2 separate regions of the Mus musculus genome follow, and region 1 is linked to region 2. Evidence: chromatin loops called from intact Hi-C (ENCODE). Cell type or tissue: left cerebral cortex. All regions are shown on one strand. Each heading gives the region's core, and the rest is flanking DNA. Links, peaks and the distances in the headings are about the cores only.

What was found. Hi-C counts contacts between places; a loop is a spot of excess contacts. Peaks named below come from ENCODE experiments on the same cell type or tissue, not always from the same donor. Only the 100,000 strongest peaks of a DNase experiment are listed, where the experiment ranks them.
Region 1: it touches region 2 in a loop (2.3-fold over the local background); 6 of 42 quality-filtered maps call a loop at or near these places.

Annotation. Positions count from the first base shown.
Region 1 is chr5:35,620,089-35,635,742 of GRCm38, forward strand. No RefSeq gene overlaps it. Among named protein-coding and RNA genes, the nearest start is that of 4931431C16Rik, 39 kb to the left of the region's middle. In left cerebral cortex, for the core only: CTCF peaks have their summits at 7,416 and 9,421 (motif pointing right); a DNase peak (open chromatin) is centred at 8,818.
Region 2 is chr5:35,675,303-35,690,956 of GRCm38, forward strand. It overlaps Htra3 (HtrA serine peptidase 3), which reads right to left and starts at 4,478. Exons shown (of 9, transcript NM_030127.3): 1 at 3,642-4,478. The coding sequence starts at 4,044. In left cerebral cortex, for the core only: a CTCF peak has its summit at 5,863 (motif pointing left); DNase peaks (open chromatin) are centred at 4,620 and 5,838; H3K4me3 peaks cover 761 bases; H3K27ac peaks cover 336 bases.

The DNA of each region.
Region 1 (15,654 bases), core at 3,333-11,332, 54 kb before region 2:
TGAGTTGTGTCTCAGAGTTACACTTAGAAGTCCTAAACCAGGGCTTCCAGTGTAGGCCATGTGTGGCCACAGGGTTTGCTGAGTCTGCATGAGGCTGCTAAATTCGGCCCCTATCTAGCCCCACTGGAGTCCTCATAAAAAGAAGAGGTTCAGGACAAACACATAGAGGCCGTGTGGCCACTGAAAAGGTGTCTCTGCAAGTCAAGGAGAGAGGCCTCAGCAAGAAGCAGCCCACCTACCCATCACTCTTGGACTTCTGGTCTCCAGGCTGTGAGCTGATAATTCTTGAAGTTTATGTTTCCAGCCTGAGTCTCTTTATCACAACAGAGACAGGCAAGTCTAGGAATACTTTAGCAGCCTGGAACTCCACTTGGTTTGGGCCGTGCACCCACCTCTTCTAATAACACAGGTTAGCTCCATCCCCTCACACCCTGCACACTCACCCTTCTCCATGCAATGTACCTAGAACCTCAGACTCCAGCTGCATCAGGCTATAGGTAACCCCCACTGGACAGTGAGATTAGTATCTCTGCCCCTAACAACAAACATAAGTAGGCAGATATTATCCAATAGTCTCAATGTATGAGCATACAGAAAGGAAGGCTCTACCCAGTCTGAACTGGTTTGAGGTACTTGTGCAGTAAGGCAAATTTCATCTTCAAGTGAACTTTTAGGGAGAATTCCCTATGGATTACCACGGAACAACAGAACCAGCCTGTGCCTGTGCATACATAATTGGGCATACCTCATGATTAAGATCAGATGTATTACAGGAAGGGGTATGAGCAGTGGGAGAAAGGAATATATGAGCCAATCTTTGTATCAAAGCTGAGAACCATCCAAGCTATGCCCCTTGGTAACCAAATTCTCCTCTTTAGAGTCAAAGACGGAATCTACTGGAATCTACTAGAGTGGCCTCACATGGCCCGCTTGTTGCTCTTTGGTGTGTCCCTCTCTCTGCTAGTGCTTTTCCTGACTAGTCACCTGGCTTCTTTTGCAAATCTGTGAGCTTTCTCTTCAGTACCCAACCGCCTGCCCATGGGTAACACAAACACCCAGGCAGACTGACACCTCAGAGCCCTGGCTATCTTACTGGCCCTCGGCACCTCTCTGCAGTCACAGTGATGACAGTAATAGCCACACTTTTATAGATAACGTCACACACCCACACCCAGGCAGCCTCCCAGCTTGTCTGGTTGGCCCACCAGGCTAAGACAGCACTGCTTACCAAGCTGTGACACCAAGCTCAGCCCTGGGAACAAGGGTCCTTTGTCCACAGCAGGAACCCAGCAGCCTCCTGCCAGCTGCTGGCTTCTGATGCGTCTGGTCTGTATTTATGCACCTTCTTCCTGTCATGCCTAACTGAAGAGATGCCTGCAGACCCCCTACTGTGAGGAGAGTTTCCTTCCCTGCTTCCCTCCAAGTGCTGGTGCTCTCCACAGCTCCCGGTCAGACCCCACCCCTGGTCGGATTGCTACTCTCCCTGGGTGACCTCATGAGAGCAAGTGGGAGCTAAAGCTATAGTGTCCCCTCCCTCAGCCCCTGCCACCCAGCTCCTTCCCCTCAGCTGACCTCTACCCCCCAGCCTCCTCTCTCACTCTGTTGAATGCGAGACACCTACACAGAAGATGCACAGAGCCACAAAGCTCACAGTCTCTGGAGTATTGTGTACCCTATAGTGAAAGACTCTGTCCTCTTGATCCCTCTAGTCAGCGCTTGGCCCTGGGAAACAGTCACCACAGATTGGCATTGCTGTCCTGTCTTGTGTTGATGTAGTGTATGGTCTAATCTTGCTCCTGACCCCTGACTGTCACATGATACCAGGTGGCAGAACTCTTGCTCTCTGGCTGTACCATCTCACATCGTACCCATAGGGTTTTGGATCTTCACTTCTGCTGGTGGGTGTCAGGCCTAGTTCCCTTTGGGACCTACTTTCCATCCAATGCTGTATGAGCCTATCAGGTCAGCCAGCACTTGGTCTCCCTGCAGGTGTTGGCTGGGCCTCAGTGAACCATACATCAAGAAAGTCTTGTCATACCAGTCAGCTCCATCCTGTCACCTCTCCATCCCAAGTCATCCAAGATTACACCAAAGCCTGAGCACACACCCCCTCTTCATCCTCTCTATGTCAGCTCAGACCATCACTGTGTTTCTGGTGGTATTCCCCAAGGGTGGGCTGTGGGAGCACCTTCTCTTGTTGATTAGCCACTGGGTGGCATCTTAGCACTCATCTCTTGCTGTCCGCTCCTCTGGCTGATTTCCTGTTCACACTGGAGCCTTCCTCAAGAGGGACTCTGCTCATTTCTGTCCTGTGCATCCCAGGGCAGAGATTGAGGAAGCCAACCACTGCGGATGGAACAACGAGTTCATCGTAATGTGATCCCTACATCCTTCTCAAGAAGGGCCATTCCTTCTTTAGTCTCCCTAGGGGAGGGGCTGTGAGGCGACATCCTCCCCTGCCCCCAATGTGACCCACTTTCCCCATTTACCAAAAAAGGCATTTGCAGTCACAGGGCTGGGACCAGCCACGTAGCTGCAGCCATTTCAGCAAAGGGCTTCATTTTTCAAATCTTAAAATAAATGCTTCCCATGAAATGCCAGAGTCGAGGCAAACAATCCCGAACAGTTGTTCACACCAGACAGAAAAGCTTGTCGGGGTGGACATTTTACTCCAAGATTTCCCTAGGTAACTTTTCCTATTTTTGTAGGGGGAAAAAAGTGCTTGGTATGGCAGGGACTTGTGCCAACCCTTTTCTTTGCAATACAAAGAACTTCTCCAAGGTTAGGTGTCTTACTTAGGGTTTCTATCACCGTAAAGACACAGGACCACAGCTACTCTTATAAAAGAAAGTATTTTCTTGGGGCTGGCTTACCGTTTCAGAGGTTTAAGTCATTATCATCATGGTGTGACACATGTCAGCATGCAGGCAGACATAGAGCTGAGAGTTCTACATCTTGATCCACAGGCAGCAGGAAGTCACTAGGCCTGACTTGAACATTTGAGACCTCAAAGCCCACCCACAGTGACACACTTCCTCCAGCAAGGCCACACCTCCTAATAGTGCCACTCCCTATGAGCCTATGAGAGCTGTGTTCATTCAAACCACCACGGGCTAGTGCAAACCACACACTAGTGCATAAAATTCCATGCTACCTCCACTTTGAAAGCAGGGAATATGAAGCCGAGAGTCTCAACCCTTGTCTCCCATGACTAGATTTGAATAAACCTCCTCTACCCACCTCTGTCTCAGGGTTTGTTTCAGTTAGAGGCTGAGAGTAATAAGGCCTTATGACTTGGCAACAGGACCCCTGAAATAATGTTAAGCCCATGCTATAAGCTCAGTAGACTGTAGCTGCTGCAGCTGTCTTGTGGGAACAAAGTGGAGACAGACAGGTACAGGGAGGGACCCAAGAGCTGAAGAGGCAGACCTCTTGGTACAAGCTCAGGGTGGCAGAAATCCTAGTGGGGACAGTTGGGTCTGTGGGCCCAATATAGCCAGATCTGCCTGCCTCATATAACTCTGAATAAGGAGTCATTAAGGCCTATCTGCCTCCATAGTATGACCAGGCCTATGGACCAAGTACGGCTGGGTCTGCAGGCCAGCTATTGCTGGGTCTTCCTCCCCAATACAGCCATTCAGTCTTCCTGTCTAATATGACCTGGTTTGTGGGCTCAGTGCCACTACATGTGCCTCCTAGTATGGACAGATCTTTCTACCTCATATAGTTGAGTCTACAGGCCCTGCATAGACAGGTCAGCCACCCTGGCACATCTGTGTCTACTTGCCCAACAAACAGGTCTGCAAGTCTAGTATTGTAAGATCTAAGGGTCCATTACATCCAAGTCTGCCTACCTTGACCCTGTCTATGGACCTTACACAGCCATGTATAGTTGCATAGCATGACCTGGCCTACTCTCCAGTACCTTAGAGTTTGCCTGTCTGATAGGGCTAGATTTGCAGGTCCAGCAAGGCTGTTTGCCTGCCAAGTCTGGCTGGGTCTGCCTCTCCAGGGCTACTAGGTCTTCCTGCTTACTACAGTGAGGGTTAGCTCTGCAAGTCCAGTATGGCTGGATCTACTGGGCCAGTATGGCCAAGTCTGTTTGCTTAGTAAGGCTGGGCCTGCAGACCTGGTAAGATTGACTGGTATGGCTCTATCTGCAGGGCTGGTGTGGCTTAGTGTACCTTCCAGTTCAACTTCCAGCTAGAGCTTCCTGCCTTGTGTAGCTGCGTTTGTGGATCCAATACACCTGAGGCCCCTGCACAGCCACATAGTCTTGCTTAGTTTGGCTTAGTGTATAGGTTCTGTACAATTGTCATCTCTGTCTTCCCAGTACAGTGAAGTCTGTCTGCCAATTACCGTTATGTCTGTGGGCACAGTACAGCCAGGCATACAGGCTCTGCATAGCCAGCCTGGGGGCTTGGTACCTGTTTCTTGGATTGCCTGAGTCTGTAAAGGCTACTGGCATTGTGCAGGTTGGGGTTCTGTGTCTGGCCCAGATGTGAGGCTGCTTGAACCAGCCTCTACAGAGCCCTGTGGTTGCCTCTGCTTGTAGAGCTATTTAGAAGCTCCATCCCAAGTTTGTAAGTTGGAGTGTGATATTGGAAGTTTCTTGAAACATCCCTTCTCTCGGCCTCCCAGCTGTTTTTCCTTAAACCCATGTGTGGGTGTACCACATACACACACACACACACACACACACACACACTCACATGCACACCCCAAACCAAAACAAGGGGCCAGGACTTAGACGCCTCCAGTTGCCCCACCCCTCACGCACTTGCCAACAGCTGCTCTGGGACTCCTCAGCCAGAGATCCCTGCCTCCCCTTGGCTTGACTTCACTGTGCAAAGGGTCAGACCATGTGTGCCCTGGCTCTCATCAGGTCCTTCCCAAACAGAGCAGCAGCTGGACCTGTTCAGACCCTTTGCACAGGGTGTTCCTTACTTACTTCCATCAGGCTGCTTTCTCTGTTTGCCCACTTCCTCCCCATCCTCAACTGTTCCGTGGCCAACCTCCACTCTCAGCCTCCCTCCCCTCTGCCTCTTGGGAGGCCCATTTTCCTACCTCGGACAGCTGTAGCTGGACCACATCTCTTCCATGTCTCTTTAACCAGAGTCTGTTGTGGTTCTTGAGGCTTAATAATGAGTTGGCAGATCCTGTCCTCTTCCTCTGGGGAGCCCTCCAGAGGCATTTAGTAATGGAGTCTCCCTACGTTCTGGTCAGAGGGTCCTTGGGGTATCTGCCCTATCTCTGACATTCTCTATGTGGCCATCAGCTCAAGATCCTCCCGGATCTGTCAGCTTGGCTGTCCATCACCAGTCAGCCCCACCCCCACATCATGTTGGTTAATAGTGATTGACGACCTGACAAGATCTAGAATCTTCCATGAGTCAAGGCTTAGGGCACACCATTGAGGGATTTTCTTGATTGAGTTATTTGAAATAGGAAGACACACCCTCTGGTGAGGGTGGCACCTTCTCCAGGTGACCCAGAATAAGGAGATCAGATGGCAAAGCCTCTGCTCCTTTTGCTGACTTTTTCTTACCTTACTGGAGTGTTTAGCAACCCTGTTGCTACTGCTGCTGTATCCTTTCCTGACACCAAAGCCCAATTATTTTGGCTGTTTGGCTTTCCACTGTGCACCAACAAGTAGTTCTCTAGGAATCTTCTAGGCCATCGGCACCGGGTTTGAGGCATGCAGCCTAGACTGAGAAAATGCTGGGTTCTCAGCCCCTCCACTGTGCAGCTATTTTTTGGGCTACCCAGCTCACCCCATGTATTCCAATACAACAGATCCCTCTGTGATGTATTTCTATTCTGTGGGTTTCCTTCCCCTGGAGAACCCTGACTAAAACTCACATATTCCTTAGACCCATCCGTGCCTGGTATGGCCTAATATAACTGACTGAAGAACAGTCCTGTTCTCGTGGAGGCTTCAGCCCAGTGGGCAAGCAGTGAGATTTAAGATAAGAACCAGTGAGCAGGAACAAAAAAAGCAGTGAACAGGATTTGGGACAAGGCAGCTAACAAAGCCAGTGGGGCAGTCCACCGACATGCACGTTGGCTTAGAGCCATCTTCTGAAGGCCCAGACCTCAAGGCTGAGGGACCACAGAAGAAAAGAGGCACCCAGTTCTGGAGCAATCGAAGAGACAGAGTGGCGGTGTTTAGATGAGACCACACCCAGGCTGCTCCCTCTCCTGTGGTGGATCCATCAGACCCCTGGGAGCACCTTTCAGGCCCATCAGCTCGGGAGTAGGAGACTTCTCACACCAGGGTCCCAGATGATGGGATGAAACCCTTCTCCCAGCCTTTCCTTCCCTGACGCCTCTGGGACACCCCCAAATATCTGCCTGTAGACCTCCAGCTGCACCCTCCCACCCCACCCTGCCCAAGCCCAAGTCTGGTTTTTGCTTCTTGTCAACACCCCTACCTCCCGCTGTGTCTTAAAGGGTAACAGTATTACAGTTGGTGACTCACTAAAGCATCCCAGTATGTCAGTCTGTGAAGGCCTGGTGTGTATCTTGTCCACCAGCCAGAACTGGGCAGCAGGCTCTGCCCTCACCCTGTCTCTGCTGCCACAGAACTGTTCTTCATCAAAGGAAGTCAGGGCAGGAACTCAGGCTGGGCAGGAACCTGGAGGCAGGAGCTGATGCAGAGGCTGTGGAGGGATGCTGCTTACTGGTCTGTTCTCTATGGCTTGCTTAGCTTTTCTTATAGAACCCAGGACCACCAACCCAGGGATGGCATCACCCATAATTGGCTGAGCCCTTCCCTATCAATCACTAATTAAGAAAATGCCTTACAGGCTTCTTTGCAGCCCAATCTTATGGATACATTTACTTAATTGAGGTGCCCTCCTCTCAGATGACTTTAACTTGTGTCAGGTTGCCTAAAACTATCCACAGAAGCATCCAAGACGGGGATTTTTTTGTTTCCTGTCTCCTCATCCAGACTCCTATCTCCCTACCCCTTCTCCAGGTGATTCCAGCCTAGGGGCCTCCTCCTCTAGGGAGGTTCCCTTGAGCATCCCCTGTAGCCTCAATCTTTCTCTCAAGCTGACTTTGGCCTGCATAGCTTTTTCTGTAATATTCAATTTAACAAGTGTCTTGAGCACACAGTCCTGCCCAAGCTCTACTGTGAGCTCCACCGAGGGGGACTTCTCCTTCCTCACTGCCACCAGACGTTAAGAGAGGACAGAGATCTGCCTGCTCTGGGTCATATACTCCAGCTGTCTGGAATCAGCTCAGACAGATAACCTGGCTCCTGAATCTCATGACCTCAAGATGGTAGCCCTTGCCTGCCATGCCTAGCCCCATGAGACTCTGTCTGCCCTCCCCCACCCCTGAAGAGCTTCCTTTACAGGGGAGGAAACTGAGGTATAGGCAGTTGCATGGTCCCTGCCTGCCACTGGAGGCGCTGGCACACACCACATCCAGCCCTGGTTGCAGTTGTCACTTGGCTCCTGGCTCATTCGAGGCTATCACCAAGCCCCTTGAAGGCAGCGAGCCCAGACTATATATAACATCCCCACGAATCAGTTCCAGTGCAGGGTCCGACTTGGTATATCTGAGGGGTCAGCCTGAGAGACTCCTTTCCAACAAGCTCTCAGGTGACACGAAGCTGCCAGACCTTGGACTCTACTCTGGAAAGCAAGGGTGGTCCAAGAAACGCCCAGTGCAGGCCCAAGGACTTATGAGCTGTATCCCTGACCCTTCAGAGACCAAGGCAGTCTAATGGAGACCAAGTCTGCCTCCAATTGGGTTTTTCTCTCCCATCCTTTTCCAAGAAAGGATTGGGCAGACAGAGAACAGTACAAATGAGAGATGCTTTATTGTCAGTTCAGGATTAAGAACCTTAAACAGGACAAACCAATCAAAACAGACTGCCGTGTGGGGTTAAGTGAAGATGGTTTGAACTCTTGGAGCAGTGGGATGCTACCTCTGAGAAGTGTTAACAGCTCAAAACTTGGAGGGCCTTGGGTGCCAAACAAGAGAGGTCCATTGCAGAACAAGCTTGCAGTGGGTGATCTCCAGGTCTGGAGGCTGAAACAAATTCCCCTCCACAGCGCAAGTATGTATAGTTACAGAGGCTGAGGCAGGCATGAGTACCTTCGACTTGAAGTAAAATCCAGTCCTGAAGGCTAACAGAAGCCTTGGATGCTGGAGGGGGCTTGGGTTCATCTCTGGCAACTCTCATTTCCTCCTCTGTTGAATTCTAATGTGTCCTGCGCTCCTAAGCCCAGATTATATAGAGTACTAGCTGGACTCTAATTGGCTGAGTATGGGCACACAAACAGGTTGAAGAATAGGACCAATTAAGGAAGCCCTGAGATTCCCCCAAATTGGCTAAAAGTTGGTTCACAATCAGGTCTGGGGTCTGTCTCTACAGATATGTGTTACAGTGTTTCCTACCTGCCATGTCCCTACATACCATGGCCCCCTTCCTTCAGTTCCTGCTTCCTTCAGACTTGGATTTTTGTGTCTTTTGAGCTGCTGCAGCAATACTTACTATTCAGGGCTTGAACCTGCTGCCTGTCAGAAAGCTCTGAAGGGGGGGGGGGTGTCATCTCCTAATACCACCAGGGTGTTAGGGAGCAGGGCTGTGTTTGCAAGGGGAGGGTTCAGGCCAGAAGTGGGGCTTAGCAAGAAACTACATCTGCCTGGGACTCAAGGAGAAGGCAGAGCTGTCAGCTGCTGTCAGAACTGGGGAATCTGCCAAGGATACGAAGCCAAATGAAGATGGGCTGAGACAGGGCTCTGCCCCTCCCCCACACCCAGGGATGTTTGTTCCCACCAGGGGACAGGGGGACCAGTATGTTATCTTGTTCTCAGACTATCAATGGGTCTTGGCCTTCATTCCTGTAGGCTTCAAGCAGAAAAACATCAGTGCTGGCTTCACATCTGGTTGAAGGCAGAACAAAGTCCCTTGCAGAAGGCTGGATGGCCAGCATATCCAGCCAGTGCAGCTGTGTGGGGCTGTGTGCAAAAGAAACACATGGCCCCATCCTGGGGACTCTCTTAGGATCCATTGGTGGGGCCAGGCCAAGAAGCCAGAACCTGGTCCTGCACCCTGTGTAGAGAAAGTTCTCAATTCCTTACCCAGGGCTCCCACCCCTAAACACTCAGGCTTCTCCCTTGGCTCTGGCTTTACCCCATGCCTCCCAACACACTCGTGTTTTCCTTTAGCTTGTTGTAAACTCTTAGTTGCTGTGCACCCATTCTGAGTCCTAATTCTTTTGTCTTTCAGATTTCTTGAATTGATCATATATATGTGTGTGTGTGTGTGTGTGTGTGTATGTATATATATATATGTATGTATGTATATACATATGTATGTATGTATGTATGTATGTATGTATGTATATGTGTGTGTGTGTCTTGACTACATACATGTATACCACATGAGTGCCCATGTGGGCCACTAGAGGGCATTGGCTCTCCTAGAATGGTTGTGAGCCATGCAGGTGATGGGGATCAAAGCCAGGTCCTTTGCAAGAGCAGCAGGTGCTCAGCACAGTTGAGCCATCCCTCCCACCCCTAAGGACTGATGTTTTTGCAGGTCATCTCTTCAATCTAAGGAGTTACACAATCCACTGGCCAGACTGTCCCCCATCCACTTACTCTAGTTACCCATCTTGGGGACAACTCTTCCTTTTAAGATTGAGTTATTTAGGAGTTTACTTTCATATTCCTGATAGCATCCTTGCATAGCTGTCCATCAGGTTTACGGCTTAGCATGTCAATGGCTTCCTTGATGGAGACCACGGCATCCTGTCCTTCCACACCTGCTCCTAACCACCTTACCCCACACACAAGGACAAACTGACCTGGTCACCTGTAGCAGAGCACAATGCACTGTGGCTTATTCTCCTTCCTTAACTTTTTTAACTCCATGAAGAGTTTTACTTTTACTTAATTAGGAATGAATTTGATACTTAAAATTATTTTACAGTGCTGGTACTGGGGAATGAGCCTAGAGCCTTGTGCATGTTAGGCAAGTGCTCTAGCAGTGACCTAGACTCCAGAAGATATCACTTATATGTGCGTGTTTAATGCCAATTTCACTCTGTCTGTTGCCTGAATCCCTGTAGACACAGAGTATGCTCTGCATTTTCCTTGGTCTTGGTGACTCTCTTATTTTGGTGGAGCTCATCTGACTCCAGTAAAGGTTGGGAGAGGTGAGATTAAAGCTGTAATCTGACAGTGTCCATACCCTAAACTCATGCTCAATGAACAGTTGGGCTGGGTACAAAACTCGAGGAACCATTGTGTGCAGGAAATGGTAGGAGAGGCCAGTTGTGCGGGGTGAGGGGTTGGGGCTCTTAGCCACCACCTTCTCATAACCATAGCTTGTGTAGCAACTGAGAAGTCCCTCTAACTCCCAACTCTTTATACTTGACCCTCCTCCTGTTACTACTCTAGGGCCAGCAAGTTGGCTCAGTGAGTAAAACCATGTGCCAAGCAAGCTGAAAACCTGTTTAATCCCTAGAACCCACAGTGGATGCCTGAAAGTTACCCTTTGGTTTCCACATGTGTGCTGTGGCACCCACGTACTTACACACACAGACACACTCACACACACGTGCTCTCACACACACTCACATATACACAATTAGTGATGAATTAAATTTTAGAAATATTTTAAAATTGTATGTGTTGGTGTCAAGCTTCTCCCGTTGGCCCCAAGCTCCAGGAATAATTACTCTGAGACTCAATTATATTTACAGACACCTTGGCCATAAGCTTTGGCTGTTTCCTGACTAGCTCATTATTTATTATCCCATTTATTCTAATCTAAGTTCTGCCAAGTGGCTGATTACTTCTGCTTCCATGCTTCTGAGCTCCTCCATGTTCCTGAACCAGTCTCTAGCACCTGGCTCTCTCTGAGTCCTTTCTGCCTGCCACCTTCTATTCTACCCTTTCTTATAGGCCATAGGTTTTTTTTAATTGACAGGTAATGTATCCATATAATACAATGAGATTCTCTCTCTCTCTCTCTCTCTCTCTCTCTCTCTCTCTCTCTGTGTGTGTGTGTGTGTGTGTGTGTGTGTGTGTGCGCGCACACACGCGCTTGCGCTTGTGCCCATGCAGGCACGTGAGTGCAGGTTTCTGTAGAGATCAGATCCCACTGAAGCTGGAGTTGCATAGATGGTTGTAAGCTGCCCAGTGTGGGAGCTGGGTGCCGAATTCTTGTCTTCTGCAACAGCCGAATGTACTCCTATCTTCTGTACCATCTCTCCTGCCCCATGAAATTAAAAAAAAAATTAAACAGTGTCTTGTAAGGTCATTTTTAGTCCTCACTTCTGCATTCTCTGAATGGGGAAGGGGAGTGGCTGGGAACGGACTACAGAGTCCTCAGAAGGATCCAAGGACTAAGCAGTGGTGGCTTTGCTTACCTTAAAAAAGTCATTTAGAGAAGAGCTGATGGTGTGTCACTGTGGAAGGGAGTTGGATAAATAGTTTGTTGTTGTTTTGTTTTACTGTCATTTACTGTGTTTGCTGTGAGACTTGGATGCACCCAGCCAAATGCCTGGCACACAGTAGGACCGCAGCTGGTTCTGCTTCAGGACTGACTTCTATAACACAGCACTTTATCCTGCTTACCCATCTGGTGCAGGTGGTCTTCTAAGTCCACCTGCCCTCAGCCCTCCCTGCATAAGCACCCCCAGTGCCTAAGCCTTTGGCTAATGATGTGCTGAACCGGCTCCTGATCCACACAGTAAGCACCGGCTCGGAGCATCTCTTCTCAGGCCCTTGCTGTCCCCATCCAGAGTGCTTGATAGACATTTCCCAGAGCTCCTGAAACAACAGTGAAGAAGGACGGAGTAGGGCTGGTGGCTGACAAGGAAGTGGTGGGGGATGGTGGGCTCCGGTGTAGCCCTGACTGTGGCATCAAAAGTGGCAGGGTGTGGTAGAGAGGAGGGGGAGAGAGTTCACACTGCAATACCCAAGGGCTTCTGTAAGCTGAGAGCTAGGAGCTGGGAAAAGTACTTCCCTTCCCTGGGGAGACAGCTCTGGATGGGGTGAGGACACCCCCTTATTGAGGAGCTCCAGTTTGAGTACTCAGCTGATTAGCAGGTTCATCTGGGGTCTGGGGACACCTGCTTTGTACACCAGGCTTAAAATGTAGTGATGGGGAAGAGGAGGAGGAGGAAGAGGAAGATGAGGAAGAGGAGAAGAAACTCAAGCAGCACCAGCAGCTGGGCCACTATACCTTCAGGGCAGGAGCCAAGTCTCTTCACTTCTCACAATCTCTAGTGACTAAGGAGATCTGTCCCAAGCAGGGCCCCCTTCTGTCTTGGAGTGTGGATGAGGGAGGTCCAAAGCAACAGAGGAGTGGCCTCAGCTTAGTGAAATCTTGCCAATAAATGCACCCCCAGAATCTTCTGGGTCTTGCTCTGAGAGACCAGGAGTGCAGGAGGAAGCTACCAGTAGATCTTGAGCCTCAGAGGCCTGGATACTGAAGGCCACTCTCTGAGGGGACACAGACTCCTTCCCTCCCATCTACTTTGAGTTGAAGTGGTACGGTCCAAGTTGAGGGCTCAGGTGATGACGTTAAGATCAGCACACTGGATGCTTCTGTTGGGGGCTTTGTCACATAGGACCTTGGTCTCCTCCTCAGTAGGGGAAGAAGACTATGACAGCTTAGATGAAATGTGACTTGATGAACACTTAGTGGCCCAGGGAAGTCCTCATGTCTGTTATCACCCATATCACTAGCCATCAAGTTGTCTGCAAAAAGAACCAAGGTCTGTGGTGACCCAGACACAGTGTACAAGCCCCTTGAGCCTCTGCTTGGGGCAGGCTCCAGACTTGTCTCTAAGAAGCCAGAGCCATCTCTGCAGACTGCAGGTCCTGTGATCCCAGTCTGGCAATTCAACAACTATGGGACGCAAGAGAGAGCCTGCCAGCTACCTCTGGTTCTCATTAGGACAATCACCTCCCCTGCCATGGCCATGTCGGGAAGTGTCTCACTTCTCCATGTCCCTTGGGGACCTCACAGCCAGTCCAGTGTGCTTGCCAGAGTCAAGCGAAGGAGCCCATGCCTTCCAGAAAGGAGGTGGCGAGAAGCCCAGTCTGTCCGTCCTGGCTCTCGGGCCTCAGGCTTGAACATGGATGCTTTCTGCAGTGGAGCTAGGTAGCCTGGACCACACATACACAGGTGGAATGGGGGGATCTGGAATTCTCTCTCCTGTGGACCCCTGTGCATGGCTGGGAGGCAACTGAAGAGCCAGGATTCCTGGGGGAGAAGGCTGCCCTTGTCCCAGAGCCAGTGCTGGATGGTGCTGATTTACAAGATGGGTGGTGGGGGTTAGGGGAGCCAAGGAATCCTGATGATTTCTGGGTGACTGGAATGGGGTTAGTGGATGGAGATTGCTGTCAGGCCACTGGATACCTAGTGAGGTCTTCGATACCTGCTCTGTGCTCCCAAAGGCTTTCTGGGACACCAAGTTTGTCCCCTTTACCTCTCCCCTTGGTCTCTCGCCCTTCCTGGGTGTGCTCAAGCTTTGCGTCACATTTCCAGGACTCCTGTACCATGTGCCCAATGGGCAGCCTGGTACTGCATCTTTGGGGTGCTCCTGGGTACATGCTGGGTCTGTAGGAGCTGTGGTGAGAGTCAGAGACCAGGTGACTCGGCAGCTGTTCATAGAGGTCTGGAGAACAAAAGAGACAGCCACATGCAGCCGCAGGGGCCTTTCTCCCCGGCTTGTAGGTGGCTGACTGCATTCTAGTCTTGGCCTCATGGCTGGAATCAGGGCAAGAAGACACTGGGATCTTCTTCCATAGTCCACAGCTGGACTAATAAGATGGCTCAGTGGGTAAAAGGAAGTCACACAGCCTGATGGCCAGAATTCACTTCCCTGAACCCACATAAAAAGCTAGATGTGATGGCGTACATCTGTAATCCCAGCACTCCTACTGCAAAATGACAGTGGAGACAGGAGAATCACCTGGGGCTCTCAGACCAGCTAGGCAGGAGAACACAGGGTAACAGATACATGAAAGACCCTGCATCTACAAGGTAGAAGGAGAGGGCTGACTCCCAAAAGTTGGCTTTAGCCTATATTCATGTTGATGAAAGTATCCTAAAATTTAAAAATACCAAATGCATGACACCACAGTTAAGTGGGCATGGGCTGATTAGACCGGTTACCATTGAGATATCTTATTTAAGGGGAACGAATGGGTGATAATGCATGTGATGGCCCTGAAGTAAGAACCAGATGTCTGATAAAGTTTCAGGTTAGAAACCCCCAAGTTTAATGGGCCTAGAGCAAGAAGAGGGGCATAGGTGGCCAGGTTGTTGGTTTCACGGAGAATGGTAGATAAATAGACCAAATGTGGAAGGGGATAGTCATATGGTAAAGGGTATAGTCATATTGTATGTCATGAATGTACCTACACACACATATAATAATAATAATAGGAATTGAATAATAATAATAATAATAATTGTGATAGGAATTGGATAGGACACAGAGTGGAGCCTTATGATTTTATCTTGGTGGTTTTGTAAGAAGAACATACACATACACACACACACACACACACACACACACACACACACACAGCCATAATACCTTCAACGCCTGTAAGCATCTTCAAGACTTTCCCAACAAGAAGGCCATCACCAGATGTTGCCTTTGACCTTGGGCCAGAACTGAGAACCAAAAAACCAAAATAAATCTCTCTTGTAAATAAGTCTTCCTCCGTCTTGCGTATTTCACTATAATGAGGGAAAACAGAGTAATACAGATGTTTTTCCTGTCATATGGATCCACCCTCGTGACCTCATCACCTCCTGTTTTTATTGTCAACTTGACTTAACCTAGCATCGGATGGGAAGAGACAGCTTTGATTATGATTGGCCTGTTAGTTACCACATTTATGAAGTATTGATTGATTGGTACAGGAGGGCCCAGCCTACCGTGGGCAGGTCCACCCCTGGGCAGGTGGTCCTGGCTTGTATACGAAAGCTGGCTAAGCATGAGCCAGTGAGAACTCCTGTAAGCATCATTCCTCCACAGTTCCTGCTTCTGTGTCCTGACTTGGTGTTCCTCTTTCCTCAGTGATGGATTGCGACCTAGAAGTATAAGCCAGACAAACACTTTTCTTCCCAAGTTGCTTTGGTTAGAATGTTCTTTTATCACAGCAACTGAAAACAAACTGGGGTACCTCTGCCTACATGTCTGTACCATCCCAACATAAAATTCTAGAGGGACATAGACACTTGATCCACAGTGGCACTTGAAGTCAGGCTGCCCCAGAGCAGCATAACAACAGGCGCAGCAGATGCAACTGGAAGGCACGTCATTCAAAAGATGCCTATGGGAATGTTAGCATCCCCTCACAAACGAGAAGAAAAGTCATCTATAATAGTAGTATCTATGCAATAGAGAACCATGATCACCTTTGTGCCAACACATCTGTAAATCACAATTAAATTTATTTCAATACAAGCGAAAAGGGACCCTCTGAAATGCAAGCACCTGTTCCCATGAAGACCCATGCATGGCCTTGGGCTAGCAGGAAAGGGAGGAGGGTAGACTAAAGAGGATTCCAGGTCAAGGCTATTCACCAGCAACTATTCCAACAATGCAGAAACTTCTACCACCCTCTGGTCCTCAGATGCAAGTCCTCAAATGGTAC
Region 2 (15,654 bases), core at 2,484-10,483:
ACCCATTCACCAGTGTCCTCCAGGATGGCCACCATTTCATGGGGCTCAAGCACTGTGGTACATCAGATCGGCAATACCAGAGCTTGGGGCAAGCTCTCCCTTACTTTGAGAGTCCTAGGGTGGCACACCACAGCATCAGAACCTGTCTTTATAAGATACCCCAACATCATTCCCTATGATGAACTCCTAAAGGCTTCAGAGGTTGTGGGAGGAGTCTGAGACACCTGACCCTAGGAACTCTTGGGGTCACCTCCCTCAAAGCCCCAGGCTGTAGCTGTCCTGCCCAGTCTGCTGTGACATCTGCATAGGTTTGGATCTGCATAGGTCTGGGGCCTACAGTGAAGGCCAGGAAGGCTGCCTGCCTCATTGCCTTCAGAGCTCCTATAGTCCAGTGAACACACACAGACTCTTGATGGTGTAGGACATGGGTGGTTATCATTCTGTCTAGGTAGTATTATCCTCACAGAGCCCCATGGATGCCCTGGAGGTGGATGAAGAAAGAGATATGGCTGGGACAGAGCTTCTGAACTCACAGGTCATGGCGCTCCTCCTTGTATCAGGTTATAAACACACAATCCTATCAGGCATCAAATAAATGCAGGAAGCCACTGGAACCCTCCAAATCCCCCCACACAGCCATGCCACTGACCAGTTCTGCTGTCCCAGCAGGCAGAGGGACAGATACAAGACACTTCTTCTTGCCTGGTTAGTCTCTCATGCTCAACTCCGAGGAAGCTGCTAAGAGGAGGGAACACAAAAGCCAACCAAAGTCCTTAAATAAACAGGCTGGGAGAGGCTGTTAGGCCTTGCACATTAAAAGCTGCCTATTAAATCTGTGTGAGAATTTCCCAGGGCTCCCAGCACTGAGCCCCAGTAACATGTGCGTATCTATCACTACCAAGGGGCTGTGGGACATTGAATCTGGGGAGCCAGCAGGCAGCTAGCCAGCCACCTGTAAGCAGACCCTTGAGTGCAGGTCACACTAGCAAAGGGACCCTTCTCTTGAAAATGCTTTTCTAACATGCAGGTGGGACCAAACATCTTCCATCAAACCCAATGGAACCATTTAACAGGCTCCAAGAGAACTACAGGGACCCATGGGCCCAGACATTTATATAACTACTGTGTGCAACCAGGTGCTGTATCCACCCCTGCCATGAGGCCCAGAGTGAACAAGAAGCAGAGAGAACAGAAAGGTCAATAGACAGGGGTACAGATTTAGCAATGAAGCACAGTGGTTAGGAAAGCCAGCTCAGGGTGGTAGGACATCTGAGCCCAGGAAGAGGAACCCTGCTACGTGAAGGATGAAGGGGCAATTATGGCCAGTGGTAAGAGGATGTGCAAAGGCACTGATGTAGGAGGGAGGGAAAACAGTAAGGTGGCCAGAAGATGAGAAGGTCGCAGAAGATGGTAGTGGAAGTGTGTGTGTGTGTGTGTGTGTGTGTGTGTGTGTGTGTGTGTGTGTGTGTGCATGTGTATGTGTGTTGACATAAATAGGGCCTGAGAGTCCCGGTAAGTGTGTGTGTGTGTGGGGGGGGGGGGAGTTGTGGAGGGAGTCTTGTTGGTAGCATGCAGGACAAACTGGCCAGGGTTACCTGGCTACCAGGTGAAGTGATGCAGGAGGATTAGAAATGTGGAAGCCAGCTAAAGTCAGAGCTGGCCTGGTCTCCCTCTCCTATCTGATCTGTTCTGAGACCCCGCTACAGCAGCCTCCTGCTCAGACATGGCCCGCAAGTGGGACTCATCAGCTCTCTCTGTGCCCGGCACATGCATGAGTTCAGAGCATCTGGGCATGGTGGTTTGTGCTCAGGCTGATTAGTGAGTGCGGTGACAGTGGACATGAGGCAGTGACAGGTGTGTGGACAGAGGCTAAGACCTCTGTCCTGGGGCAATGCTGTCAGCTGAGCTGGGAGGAAGAATTGGAGACAGTTCAGCTGCTACCATCGCTGGGCAGTATTTAACAACAAAGAACTGGGCCAGTCTCATCTGCATGGGGCGAGTCTGGCACTCACACCAGCGTGTGAAACTTCTGAGCATCTGTGGATAGCAGCCTAAGTGAACGATGTCCCTGGAGTAGGCAGAACCCGGAACATTCAGGTCAAAGTGGGCAATGGACAGGTGTCAGGCTCAAGGCCATTGGCTCTGTCTAGCTATAACCATCCTGACAGGACTGAATGAAGACATTGTGAAGGACCCTTGTGCCGGAACCCTCTGGCTATCAGACTACTGAGACAGTGATGAGCCCTGAGAAACTGGGATTTTCCCAGGAAGCTCATGCTGGGAGGAGGTAGGAAGCTGTAGAGATGCATCAGGCCGGCAGGTAGCTATGGGTCAAGGATGGGTGGGAGCTGCCTGGTCAAGTATACCTCTGTCCCTCTATTTAAACATAAATCTCATGTCAGGACCCCTAGATGGACTTGGGAGGAGTGTCGCTGGACTCTTTCACCCCTTTCCCCCATGTGGCCACATTGCTTTAATTGACCCTTTGAGGATGGATGGCAGACCCTGGCGTGTGAACATCTCTGATAATATGTCCTTCCTCTTTGGCTGCAGTACCCGACAACTCCTTGGCAGCTTGTGTTTTGATGGTGGCCAGCGCGCTCTAGATCAGATCTTGGTCTCTGCTCTGCCCAAGCCTCTCCACTCTCCCCCATCCTTGCCAGGGAGCCCCATTTACTGTCCCAACTCAACACCTCTCTTGGGAGGTGGCTCATAGACCCAGCACAGGAAGTAATGCTGAGACTCAGCATCTGTTGTCCCCTGGCTACATATTCCTTGCAGGGGCTTCTCCCAGGCCTGACACCAGATCGCTCATAGTCAGGTACCCAGAACACAATGAAGCGATCAACTGAGGACAGTGGGTCTCTGAAGCCTAAGATCCTGCCAATAGCCACAGGAATCCTGCCATTCTTAGTGATGGATGCCTGCCTGATCCTCAGACTGACATTCTCCTCTCTCTCCATAGCTCTGTGCCCTCCACAGTCTAGAAGTCTCGAGGGTACCAGAAGGTCTGCTTTATGCCATGCACTGATACACTGTTTCCAGTTAGGGACAGTCAGGCCAGAAAAGATTTTTTTCTTACAAATGGCTCAATCTGTAAAGAACAATTCCATTCTTACTGGTTTCTGCCCAGAACCTGATGTTAATAGTATCTGTCACATGGGAGAGCAGAGAAGAGTACACCAAACACAACCATGAAGGGAGCAGAGTAATGCAGGTGCCTGGCCACCCTGAAAACCCTCTGCCTCTCAGACAGCCAGGCCCAAGACAGGCACACAGAACCAGCACCCAGCACAGCCTGACAGAAGAAAACAGAGCAGGAATTGAAGACAGAGACCAGGAAAAGATTGCTTGACGCTCGTTCCCTTGTAAGTCACTGGAGGACTCTAAGAAACAGGAGTGTGGCTGGGTCAGAGCCTCACAGCCCACCAGACGCTACCAGGCTGCCACACTAGAGTTTAAGTCTAACTTTTTGTGACTTTGGGGACAGCATTTATCTCTTGGGGACCTCAGTTTCCCCATCTAGAAAGCCAGAGGGTTGTGTGAACTATTCTTAAAAGGCTGCCTAGTGGAAGTGGACAGATTCCCCTGGACCTCAGTTTCCTCAGAGTAAGGCTTTTTTGATTCCTGGTGGAGCTTACCAGAGGGACAGGCACCCTTCTGCAGCTGGCGCACTGGAGTCCCGGAGACCTGCAACGCACGACGGCTGGCGGCCTGCAGCGCGCACACGTCGGCATAAGTATGCCCGTCTGTGCCACACACAGTGTGGGTCCAACGGCAGCGGCACACGCCGCGCACGCACTCCAGACTGTCCCCGCACGGAGAGTCCAGGGGGCGGCCGCAGGGCTCGCCCTCGCTGGCAGCGCACACCAGGCAGCAGTTGCAGAGGTCAGGCACATAGCCCCCAGGGCAGCGAGGGCTCGGACAGCGCGACACGTCGCAGCGCGCAGGACACGGAGCCGCTGGGGGCTCCCGGGCCAGAGCCAACACAGCCAGCGTGGCCAGAATGGCCAGCGTGGCGGGGAGCAGCGCGCGCGCCTGCATCGCGGAGAGGCGGCGGCGCAAGACCCGCGGGGATACCGAGGCCCGAACCGCTCAGGCGCACTCTGGCCCGGAGCGCAAACAGGGCATGGTGTGGGGACTGACCCGGGCCTCTCTCAGCCGAGCTTCAGCAGGCGCTTAAAGGCCAAGACAGTCTGCCCTCGCTGGAAGGGGCGGCCCTGCCCGCCGCCAGCCCCGCCCCTGCCCCACGGGACCCCGCCCCGGCTGGTGGGGACCCACCCGGAGCCTCCTGCTCCCCGCTTGCCTGGTGTGCACTTTGGGTGACAGGTCTGCCGGCCCAGAATGAGGGTCTGGGAAAGGGGAGCTGCTTCGGAATACTCCAGTCCTAGCCAGGGACCTGACCGCAACCCCAGAGACATGAACAAGTCCAAATTCTGTCCCTAGCTCTCCTTCACAGAGGAACCCCTACTCTACTTGAGCAGCCAAGCTCAGCAAGGCCCCAAACCTAGACCCCTCCTGCTCTGCATCACTCCACCGGGCAACATTGGAGCGGATACTTAGAAAGCAGCCAGGTGCTCCCTTCCTCCCATCTTCAGCTGGAGGGGGGCCATCTGCCTTGGATCTATTCTGGGCTCTCTCAGATCTAGAACTCTGGTTGCTGCCTGTTGTCCTTCTGTTTCTTCTACAAGGATTACTGAGCACCTCCTACCTCAGAGTCGTTGGAAGTGCCAGGACACCAGGCAGTACCAGGACACCAGGCAGTGCAGGAACAGAAAGCACCTGCTCAACTTTCCCCAACACTTTGGTGCCTCCTCATGCAATCACCAAGCTACTTCAGACCCAGGACAGGTAGCAGGGTACAGGAGGTCAAGTTGCTAGTGGCTGGAGCTTCAGGAGTCAGAGGACCCAACAGAGCCTCCCTGGGAGGTGGCCCTAGACTGAATGAATCCGTTGTTCCAGGGGCTGGAGAACCTGGTGTGCAACTCTGGAGGGAAAGAAAGCATAGTAGAGTAGCTTGGCAGGAAGCTGTTACCTTCTGCAGTTTCTCAACAGCACTGGAAACAGGTAGCACACTGGAGGGTGTGTGGTGTGGTGTGGTATGGTGACACCTCTGCTTCCATGAGTTGATAAAGCCACACATACCTTGGATGGATGTTGGTGGAGGGCAGAGGAGGAAGGCCTGGGGAGCAGTCTGGTTCCAGGTCTGGGAAAAGCCCAGTAGCCAGGAAGCAGAGTGGCCTCATCAGACTGAGTTGTTTGGGAAAAAAGGAAGTGGGGTTCCAGGTGTGAGCACTCACCTAGTAGAGGTGGTAGTGTATGTGTGTGTGGTGTATTGGGGGGGGGGTAGTGATGTTGTGGTGTTGTGTGTGAGGAGGGGGAAAGCATTACTTTCTCTTAACAGAAGTGCAGGCCAGGTCTCCCTCCGGACTTCTCCAATGCAGATGGGGAAATGATGCAAACAAGGTTTTGCTCTACCGTGTATGTCATGGCAAGCTGTTCCACATGTTTGAGTAGGTTCCCTGTGCCCTCCTACCCCTGGGGTGAGTGTGGGGGCCTCAGAGTGAGGCTGGAAAATGACAGTGAGTTACAGGTTTCACTCACATTCGCTTTGTCCGAGGTCTCGAGTCCAACTTTTTCCCTCTGGGTCACATCATCCTCCCTGGTCACCTGACCTGACCCTTACTATGGCTGCATAAATGCTTTCAGTCACCTGTACAGAAGGGAAGCCGAGGCTTGGAATTAAAGGATAGACACAGCTGTAGCCTCGCTTCTAAGAGGGAGTCCATTCCAGGCTCTGTCTTTGTTCTGGAAGCTTCCAGGGAGTCTTGTGCAAAGGCAGGGCAGTGGCTCCCCCTGCTGCCTTAGCCCTTTACAGTTTCTCACTCAGTCACAGGGACACCTTGGGCCTCTCTCTGGAGTCTGAGTGACCCCAGGCCTTTGATCTGCAAGGGCCTGGCATCTCCTATGTAGTCCACCAGGGTAGGGGCAGCTCTTCCTACTCTCAGGACAGAAAGAGGCATCAGACACTTGACAGCCTTTGTCATCCAACAGTGTGAGTGGGCTCTGGCCTGACTCTTCCCTGATGCCCACTCTCTAACTGTGGTGGGTGGCTGGCTTGACCCATCCAGCCCCATCAGCCTGTGTTTTTCCCCTTTCCATGTACTGCAGTTCTTCACCATGAACCAGCATAGAGCTGGTTGCAGCTAGGGTGTACCAGGGTCTGCCTCCCTCCTGGGCACCCCAGACTGTCCTTCTGACTTGGCCATAGTAGAACAACAGAGCCAGACTTTGGCTTCCAGACTTTTATGCCTGACCCTTGCTTCAGCCCAGAGTCATGTCAGATGAGGTCATAGTTAACATGGCTTTGGGACCTCGAAGATCATCCCTGGCCACACATGGCATGTGATAAGGTTCCTCAGCTCATGTTAGTGAGTGACTCACAGGGTGGGCCCTGCTTGGGTGATGATATAAGACATTGTCTACAGCCCCTCCTTTGGGAACTCCCTCATGGGGGTGCTGAGAAGGGCAGAAGCAGCCGCTAGCTGTTCCTAGGAGCTCTATGAAGGAGGGGTGTGATCATCTTTGACCAGTTATTGTTAATCCCAAAAATGAGAGGAGAAAGACCACCTACCCAAATGCAAACAATTGATTAGAACAGGCTTTTTAACTCATGGACATGGGATGTCTTCCCCTAAAGGTGGGGTTCAAGAGGTCAGCATTGGACATGAGGAAGATTAGGTTTTTATAGTCCAGGGCTAGGGATTTCCAAATGAGGGATTTTCCAGGCAAAGTAGGTGGGCTTACAAAGGCAGACCGTTACAAGGTGGTCTTAAGAAGATACCAAAGTAGTCCTAACAACCCTTTGAAACAAAGGTAAGGTTGTAAGATGGCCTTTACAACTTTTTGAAACCAAGACATGATTGACATTCCTGGAACAGGCAAAACAGAATCATTCGTAGTTAAGGTTGCAGGTGGACCATGCATAGCCCAATCCTTAAGAAACGATGGTTTAATCATAAACAAGAAGGAGCCTAGCTTGTCTTTACTATAAGATGGCTTTCAAGTCTAAGATGGAGTCAGGCTGGTTCATCGTGTTGAGTCTCTATATGAACTGCTGCCCACTGCAAAAAGAAGCTTCAGTGAGAGCTGCACTCACATTATGGTTAGGAACATAAATATTTAGAAGGCAATTTTACCATATGCCCACTCAACAAAACAATCTAGGGTCTACGAATGCTCCAGCCTTGGACTTTTAACCATGTTTACAGTATCAGGCATGGATTCCCTCTTGTGGAACAGGCTTCCGATCCAATCAGAAACAGCTAGTAACTTCTATTAGCAGCCATGCCACTGTTGTGAGCACACCTTGTCTGGATTGCGGCATGCAGGGATGGTTTCAGGGTAAGACTACCCATGTCTCTTCCCACCCACCCCAGCAACCCGAAGGCCACCTTGTAGCATTCTGAAAGCTAGTCATCAGGGAGGAAGCTTTCTAGTCAGTTCCAAGTTGATTTCTCTAGATCCTGCCCCTGAGATGTATGGTGTCTCCAGCAATACGGTCTTACCATTCAATGATGGTATAAACTCAAGAACACTGTCAATAGCCTGTGCTGCTTTGGGAGCCTCTGAGGCATTCCCTGGCCGACAACTCATAGGGAGGCATCCCACTCCTGGTACTAAAATTTTCACTTGATAATCTGTATTTTCTAAGAGCACCATTGCTCACCTATTCAGGGTACCTCCATTCAAACATTAAAAAATATATTTAAAATGAGCTTTCCAAAGTGGGTTTCCATAACGATTTCTCACATCTCCTTAGTTTCCATTAACCCTACCCACTCATCCCTCTCTCATTTTTCTCACCCCATCCCTCCCCATCCATCCCTCCCCACCCAGTCTCATCCCTGGTTAAGCATTTAACCTTTAGTACACAAATATCTATTTGCATATACAACTCCCCTTTTTAAAGTGTGTGACTAGTCATTTTGGGCATCTTCATATAAATACACAACTACCATCACAGTTAATTTTAGAATATTTTCATTATGACAGGACCCCAGACCTGCAAGCTGACACTGGCCACCTCCTTGGCCCCTGGTCTTATCTCTGTGAATTAGCTAGCTGCTCTGAGTTTTCCCCATGAATAGGATTATATTACCTGTGGTCATCTGTCTGCCTCCTCTCCCAGAGCCTCATGTGTTTGCTCATCAGCACTGTGGGATCAGGAATCAGAATGTCTCCATTCCTTTGCAAGGCTGAATAATATTCCATTGCATGTCTCAACCACACATGTCTGTACATTCTTCTGCCGACGGATGGATTTTTCCTCTCACTTTTCAGTTATCATGAGAAAATGCTGCCATGGACATTCCTGTGTGAAGTCTTACGTGGGCTAATGTTCTTGATTCTCTTGAGAGCGTACCTAGGAGTGGAATGACTAAGCCATGTAGTAATGTCATGCTTGACCATTTAAGGAACCACCAGGCTTTTCCACATCTGTACCACTTTCCACCCAAACCACGAGGCTCCATTTACCCCAAATCCTCAACAACTCTTGGTATTTTTCCATTAAAAAAGACAACAAAACAAAAAAATCTTTTGTTGCCATTCTAGTAGCTATGACATGGGGCCTCCTTGTGGTTTTGATTTACGTTTTCCAGGGAGAAGACAACACCACATGTCTTCTGAATGCCTTTGGACATTTGAGAGAGATGTCTGTTTTATTCACTGGTAAGTTTGGTGATACAGGTATTTAATCCCAGAGCTCAGGAGGGCTTTGAGTTATCTATTCATTCTCGTTGTTTGATCAGCCATGACCATGGCTCCTTTGGTTTCTTTAGGAGCTTCCTGGCTTTATCTCTTGCTTTTGGGTTCACTATTGGTTTTGAGCAAGGGCTTATGGTGTGAGGTAAGAGATCCAGCTTCATCTGGTTGTATGCAGGTATCTGGTTTCCCCAGCACATTTGGACCAACACTATTCTTTCCCACTGGCTGGTCTTGGCACCGTCTTTGCTCCCTGACACCTGCTCCTTGACCCTCTACAGCAGTTGTGATAGGTTCACTTCTAGGATGCTACAGGCCTGGGCCTCCACCACTTCAGCCATAGACATATGTTCATCCTTCCTTGGGTGGCTGAGACTTAGTGTGTAGGCTTCCAGCAGGCTCATGTAAGTCCTCTGCCTTCCTTTTCCTCCTCTCTCTTCCTCTCTGGAGAACTCTGAGCAGCTTCTCTCCCCTGCCACCCCAAATCCCAAGGAGAAGCTTACCAATTGCCAGTTGCCTCCACCCTGGCAGAGTGCCCTTCCTCTCAGCAGTGACTCTGTGGTGACTTCTCTGCTTCTTTAGCCCTCTAAACCTGCCCTCTCTGAGATGCTCCACTGGGGCCCCCACATTGCTTTCTTCCTGGCTTCTATGTCCTTTAGTTTAAAAACATTATTTACACTGTTAATCTCGTTAGCTTTCTCCCAGTTAAATTTGCTCTTGGCAAGTTCACACATTTATATAAGGCTTCCTGATGACTTCCAGTCCCGTCTCTGTTTTCCTTCGCTCACCCCTGTCAGCTTCCCTCCTCCTACAGGTCCCCTTTCCACTTTCATGTCTTCTTGTTTAGTGACACACTGAGTTTAACAAGGGCCATCTGTGTGAACATGGGGAAGTGTCTATTGGTGAGCTTATCAGTGAGTCCACAACTGAACACTAATCCCCATTCCCAGATCTGTTAGAGCCAACAACTGAACAGGGAGAATATTAATTAAAAAAAAATCTTTTTGAGTCTGAGGATGGCGACCAACTTGACAATCCTGTGCCTCAGTCTCTCCAGTGTTGAGGATGTTGGTGTGAGCCACCATATCTGGCTACTTTTGATCAACAAATCCCTGTAGCATATGACGACACTTCTTTCTGTGTGAACAGTGTGTTAACACAGTCATTGCCTCACCCCCTGCTGCTTCCTGATAAGATATTTGAAGCCACCATTGGCCATTTGAAATCTACAATGCTGTTAACTGCTGGTAAAGGTCTCAGGATCCCCTACTTCCTGTGTATCTGTGGGTGCTTAAACCAGCATGGCTTTGTCCCCTGCCTCTCAATCCCCAGGCTTTGTCACCACCTTCTGTTCTCTGACGTGATGACATCAGCCTCCTTAGAGCCCCTGAGTGACATCAGGCCATCCTTGTCCTCCTGTGCCCAGCTTTCCCTTCAGTTGTCCAGGTTCCTCTATGACAGGATTTCCTCCTTTGTGGCTGAAGAGTATTCTGTTGTGTGTCCCCACACATCTGCTTTACTTGCCTGTCGATGGACACTGCACTTATCCCCGTTCCTGTAAATGGTGGACAGTGCTTCAAGAATATAGGACTAAAGATACCTTCAGGGAAGAAACAGAAGCCCAGATTGCTTCTTGGACAGCACCACAGACCTCCTCTCTTCATTTTGAATGTGTCTACACACTCACATGCACACACACACACACACACACACACACACACACACACACACCCCTCCATCCTCAGATTCCTTGGTGTGCCTTAGGCTACCTCACCTGCTCTATGCAGCTATAGAAACTCCAGCCTTCACCCCACTGCCTCTTCTGGGATGTGGGATCTGGTCTATGTTCTGCCATGCTCATAGACATTCTATATGGCTGTTTCCTCTCCAGCCCACTTCACCTTCTCTGCCACATCCAAAGGCTGCATGCAAGGTGCATGGGGCCGCCTTGCACCTGCCCCAGCAATGCCACTGTGTTCCAGACTCTCCATTCTGGGTTAATTGTAGAGTTTTTCAAAAGTTGAACCAATAACCCAAAGAAAGATGTCCCTGTGCTGAGCACCCCGGATACCAAGGAGGCTGTGCCTTTGAAGGGAGATTGGGAATTGATGCCTTCATGAGGATGAGCCCTCGGACAGCATTAGTGGCCTTCCAAGTGGAAGGGAAGGGTCCTGAGCCAGTCGTTTGCTCTGTCTCGTCATGGCGTGCCCAGTGCACATCACAGCATAGCACAAGACCTCAGCAGACACCACTGGCACACCTTTGAAGCACTAGCCTCTGAAGCTGGGAACCAACCAGCCTCGTTAACGTGGCCACTGTCACATGTTCGGCCACAGTCTCTGAATATGGATTAAGTCATCTCCCTCCAGGCCTCCCTCACCCTTCCTCTCCCTTCCACATGCCAATCTCAGTGTGCCTCAGTGTCTTCCAGCACTTGTCCTAAGAGCATGCATGACCTCTCTCATACTCCCAGTGACACTGGTCACAGGCCAACTCAGGCCTGCTTCTGTGGAGCCAGGAGCTGAAATGAGGTGAGGGGTCAGACAGGCTTAATCTGGACCCCAGTCTGGACTGAACACTGCTTGCTGTCACCGAGGCCTCTGCCACAGAGGCACTGCTTGTGTCAGCAGGGGCTCCTCTCTGGGGGAGGGGAGAGTAGGGACTAGGCCTGACCACCCTCTTCCCTGCCCTGTATGCTTCATCCTGCAGGCCAGACACATGGAGCCTGAACAGAGAGAATTAAAGATCAAGGAAGGGGAGCCTCCAGCCTCCATTGAGTGGGGGACCAAGCTGGCTCCCAGGATTCAGACTCCTGCTTAAGAGCCAAGGGCTCCAGGCCCAGTCAGGGGTTTGTGTGGAAGTAGGGTGGACAACCCCATGCTCAGCGTGGAGCATGGTAGAATACCTACTTCTGGAAGAGGGTGACATGGGCATACCATCTACCACTGTCATCCCCTGGGATGACTTGGTGGCATCTGGAGCTTCAGACCCAGTGCCCTATTGACCTTATGTGCCCCAGCATGATGTGGTCAATGACAAACTCCATAGGCTGTGACATGGTGGGGCAATTGCTCCCGCCAGCAGACTGTGCTGGCAGCGGCAGCAGGGCTATGAGGCCCCCGTCAGCCTCAGCCTGTAATTTTCATGTTCAGTGGGCAGGAAACTCCAGCCACACAGCTGCTGTGGCTGCCCTGCCAGAGAGGGCCCCTTGCCTGCAGGGCTCAGGCTGGGGTCACCACAAGCCCTCACGGTGGCTATGTGCAGACACAGCACAGGCAGCGAGTGACTTCACCTCAAAGGCATCTCCTTCCCACAAGCCCTGCCTGAGGTCCCCATGACTGGCTCATGCTGTGGACAAGCTCTGAAGTCTTCTGGGAACCTTAGCTCAGATCCTTCCCTCCCTCTGTGTCTGCTATGGCTCCCCAGTGACTAGTTCTCTACTTCTTAGCTCCATGAGGGTCCTCCAGTGATCTCTCTTGTCCTTTGCTCCTGTGTGATACCCTTCACTGTCTTTACTTGGGGCTCTTCTCCACCTTCATGATTTGGTCTTGGCAGTGACTCCCTAACTCCCAGTGACAGACATAGTCCCTGGACCTACATGGCCCTGGGCTCCCCTGAAGAAATCAGGTCAACCTGCAATGTTCTAGCTATCACAGCCCCACTGTCATCTAACCTTTGTCTGTACTTGTCTATATTTGCAACCCTCCTTCCAATGGCATGTCCCCACTCCTGGTGATTCTCAGAACTCAGGACATGTTGCCCTGTGGCTTGTCTGGGCCACACAGAACAGTCAAGGCTGAGCCCCATGTATGTATGGCAGCAGGATGGTGTTGTAGCTTGTCAAAAGACCCCCACTCACACAAAGACCACAGAGATCGCCATCGTTGCAAAACACATGTCGATTTTACTTATCCAACATGTTGGGGAACCCCCTCTCAGCACGCGGGCCAGAGGAGAGACCCAGAACAAAGAAAGAACACACTTTTTCTTAGGCACCAGAGTAGTTTGGCTTATTTTAATTGGTGTAGCCAATAACCTTTTTAGACATTTGTTGGTTTGTATAGGGTGACTCTCATTTTGTCTATCCTTGAGGTTTTTAGTGTGAGGCAAGGCAGGGGAATTGTTAATCTTGTTTCGGAAGCTTAGTAATTTTGACCGTTAAAACTATGTTTTTATATTTGTTTAGTCAACCAGCTTTTTATCTGACTCTGTACTTGTCCTGCTAGTATAGTTTTGAAAGTCCTTTTGAAGGGGGAAGGTACTGGTTAGTCTTGAATTTATTTTGGATATTACAGTGGCTGTTCCTGAGAAGGGTGAAGGTAGGGGAGCTGAGGTGTGAGTGCGGATGGCACTAGCTCCTCATGGTGTGGCATCTGGGAGGTGCTGTGGGGAACACTGACCTTACTCCCTGCTGCTCTGAGTGCTATGGAGGGGGGTGTAGGGAGTGGGAGTGGGGTGATGGCAGAGAGCTAAGGAGCAGGGCTTCTTACGTGACACAAATGTGACCCCATCAAATTGGAAGGAACCCAATACTGCCTACAGGGGCTCAGCCTTCAAGATGGTAGGCAAGCAGGGGCTCTTCTGGCTGCAACATGGGGAGAAGGAAGGGCAGCAGGGACCCCAGGCATCAGTGTACCTCTGGGGACTTGCTTGCACAATAGCTGAACTGAAGTTGACTGTGGTGGGCAGAGCTCTGGGCTATGATCCAGGTCAGATCTTCAGCCCACCACTGGTGATCACCTCACCAAACCCTAGGAGGGACACTTTGGCCTGCAGGGCCACTGTGGCTCTTGGGGTCTCCATATAGTAGGCCCTTTTATCCCAGTCAGAGGGAGGATCACAGCAGCTGTGAGGAGACACTGTGACCATGACAACTTTTATAAAAGAAAAACACTTATTGGGGCTGGTGTACAGTTTCAGAGGTTTAGTTTACTATCATCATAGCAGAAAGCATGGCAGTGTGCCAACAGACATGGTGCTGGAAAAGGAACTGAGAGTTCTGCATCTTGATCCAATGACAGCCGAAGGAAATTGTCACAGTAGGGCTAGCTTGAGCATATATGAGACCTCAAAGTCTACCTCCACAGTGACACACTTCCTCCAACAAGGCCACACCCACTCCAACAAGGCCACATCTCCTAGTAGTGCCACTCTCTATGGGCCAAGCATTCAAACGCATGAGTCTATGGGGGCCATTCCTACTCGAGCCACCACAGATAGGGACAGGTTTTCTGGTCTGCATTCAGAACTGTCAACTTTGTGAAGTGTTCTACAGCTGAGCTCACACACCCCATCAATATCACAACCATGTCACACACACAAACACACACACACCCAACTGTGAGCATCACAGCAAGTGGTACCACCATCTAAGCCAGTGTCACCTCAGCTGTGTAGTGGGAGATTAAGCCAGCTTCCCAAGAGTTAAAGACAGGTTAGGCCTTCCCATCTCTGTCCCTGTCATCTTAGGCACACTGGCTCCCTCAGCTGTCCCCATGTGCTTGGGAAATGCCTTTGTGATGATGTCAACCTTCCTCAAGGACAGAGCTGCTCTCTTAGGCAGGGTCAGCTCCTTGCAAAAGGGGGAAGGGAGTTATGCACCCAGCAGGGGACTAGAGAAGGGGACAATTTATCCTGTGAGTATGTGTGTGAGTATGTGAGTGTTGACTGACAGACCTACAATGTCTTACTCTTTTAAAAAGCTTGATGCCCCGAGAATCTTCTCATGTTAGCACATGCTTTTTAGGGAGTTGCTTCTTTCTGGTTGCAAAATATGTAGTGCAAAATGCACGCTTATTTCACAGAAACTGGAAGATTCAGAGCTAGAGACACAAGGAACAATTACTACATCTAATGCCGCCCAAAAGCAAGGACCAGTTTTGTTTTTCTTCTAATTTTGATTTTTGTCAAAAATCCTCCCAGGAGCATCTTGGGAGATGGATCGGTGGGTAGAGTGCTTGCCATATGAGTGTGAACATTAGAGCGTGGAACCTTAGCACCCACATGAAAAGTCAGGTAGGCATGATGGGTACCTGGAATCCCTGTGCTCCTGATGTGGAGACAAGCTGGATCAAGCTGGCTGGGGAGACTTGACCAGTCAGTGAGCTTTGGACCTAAGCTCCCTCCTCCCCTCTTTCACACACACACACACACACACACACACACACACACACACACCCCTATACACATGCAAGCATGCATGCACATCCATCCCAATCGCAAACAAAATCCTTCCAGAGAATGCAAAATGGCAGGGAATGGGTCACAGACTTCTTAAAGGCTAACTATCACCTTGTGACCTGGGTGCTGAATCCCCGCCATTCACTGCAGCAACTTGTCCCCATGACGGCTGGGACATGATGGCCCACAGCACATTCCATTCATAACCACTGAAAACTTGCCAACTGTGCCAAACTAAGACTGAAGCAGCCACGGTCTGTCCCCAGCAAGCCACAGATTATGGCTGTCGACAGAAAGAGGAGCGTCACTGGCCCCAACAAGCCTCGGATGGATGCAGAGCTTCAGTGAGGGAAGCCTGTGTGTCATTGTCCTGCATTGCCTGAAATGGTGGCAACAGTCCCAAGGCTACCAGGGATGGCTGGAGGCACTTGGCTGCCAGACATGTCTCTCTGCTATGGCAGCCATCCATTGAAACATGATGACACAGGGCCACAGGCACTAGTACAAGGCCAGCACCTTGGTGGCCCTACCGTACCGGGTTATGAAGCACGTGGTCTTGAGGGACACTGGGAGAAGGGCATGCAGGACCTCTCTAAAGTGGTCCTGATTTGAAGATAAAAGCCACCCCAGAGATGTCAGAGACAGGCAATGGAGTCTGGGGGGCTGCCACCTGGGGAACAGAAGGACACAAATGCCTGAGCAGGGAGC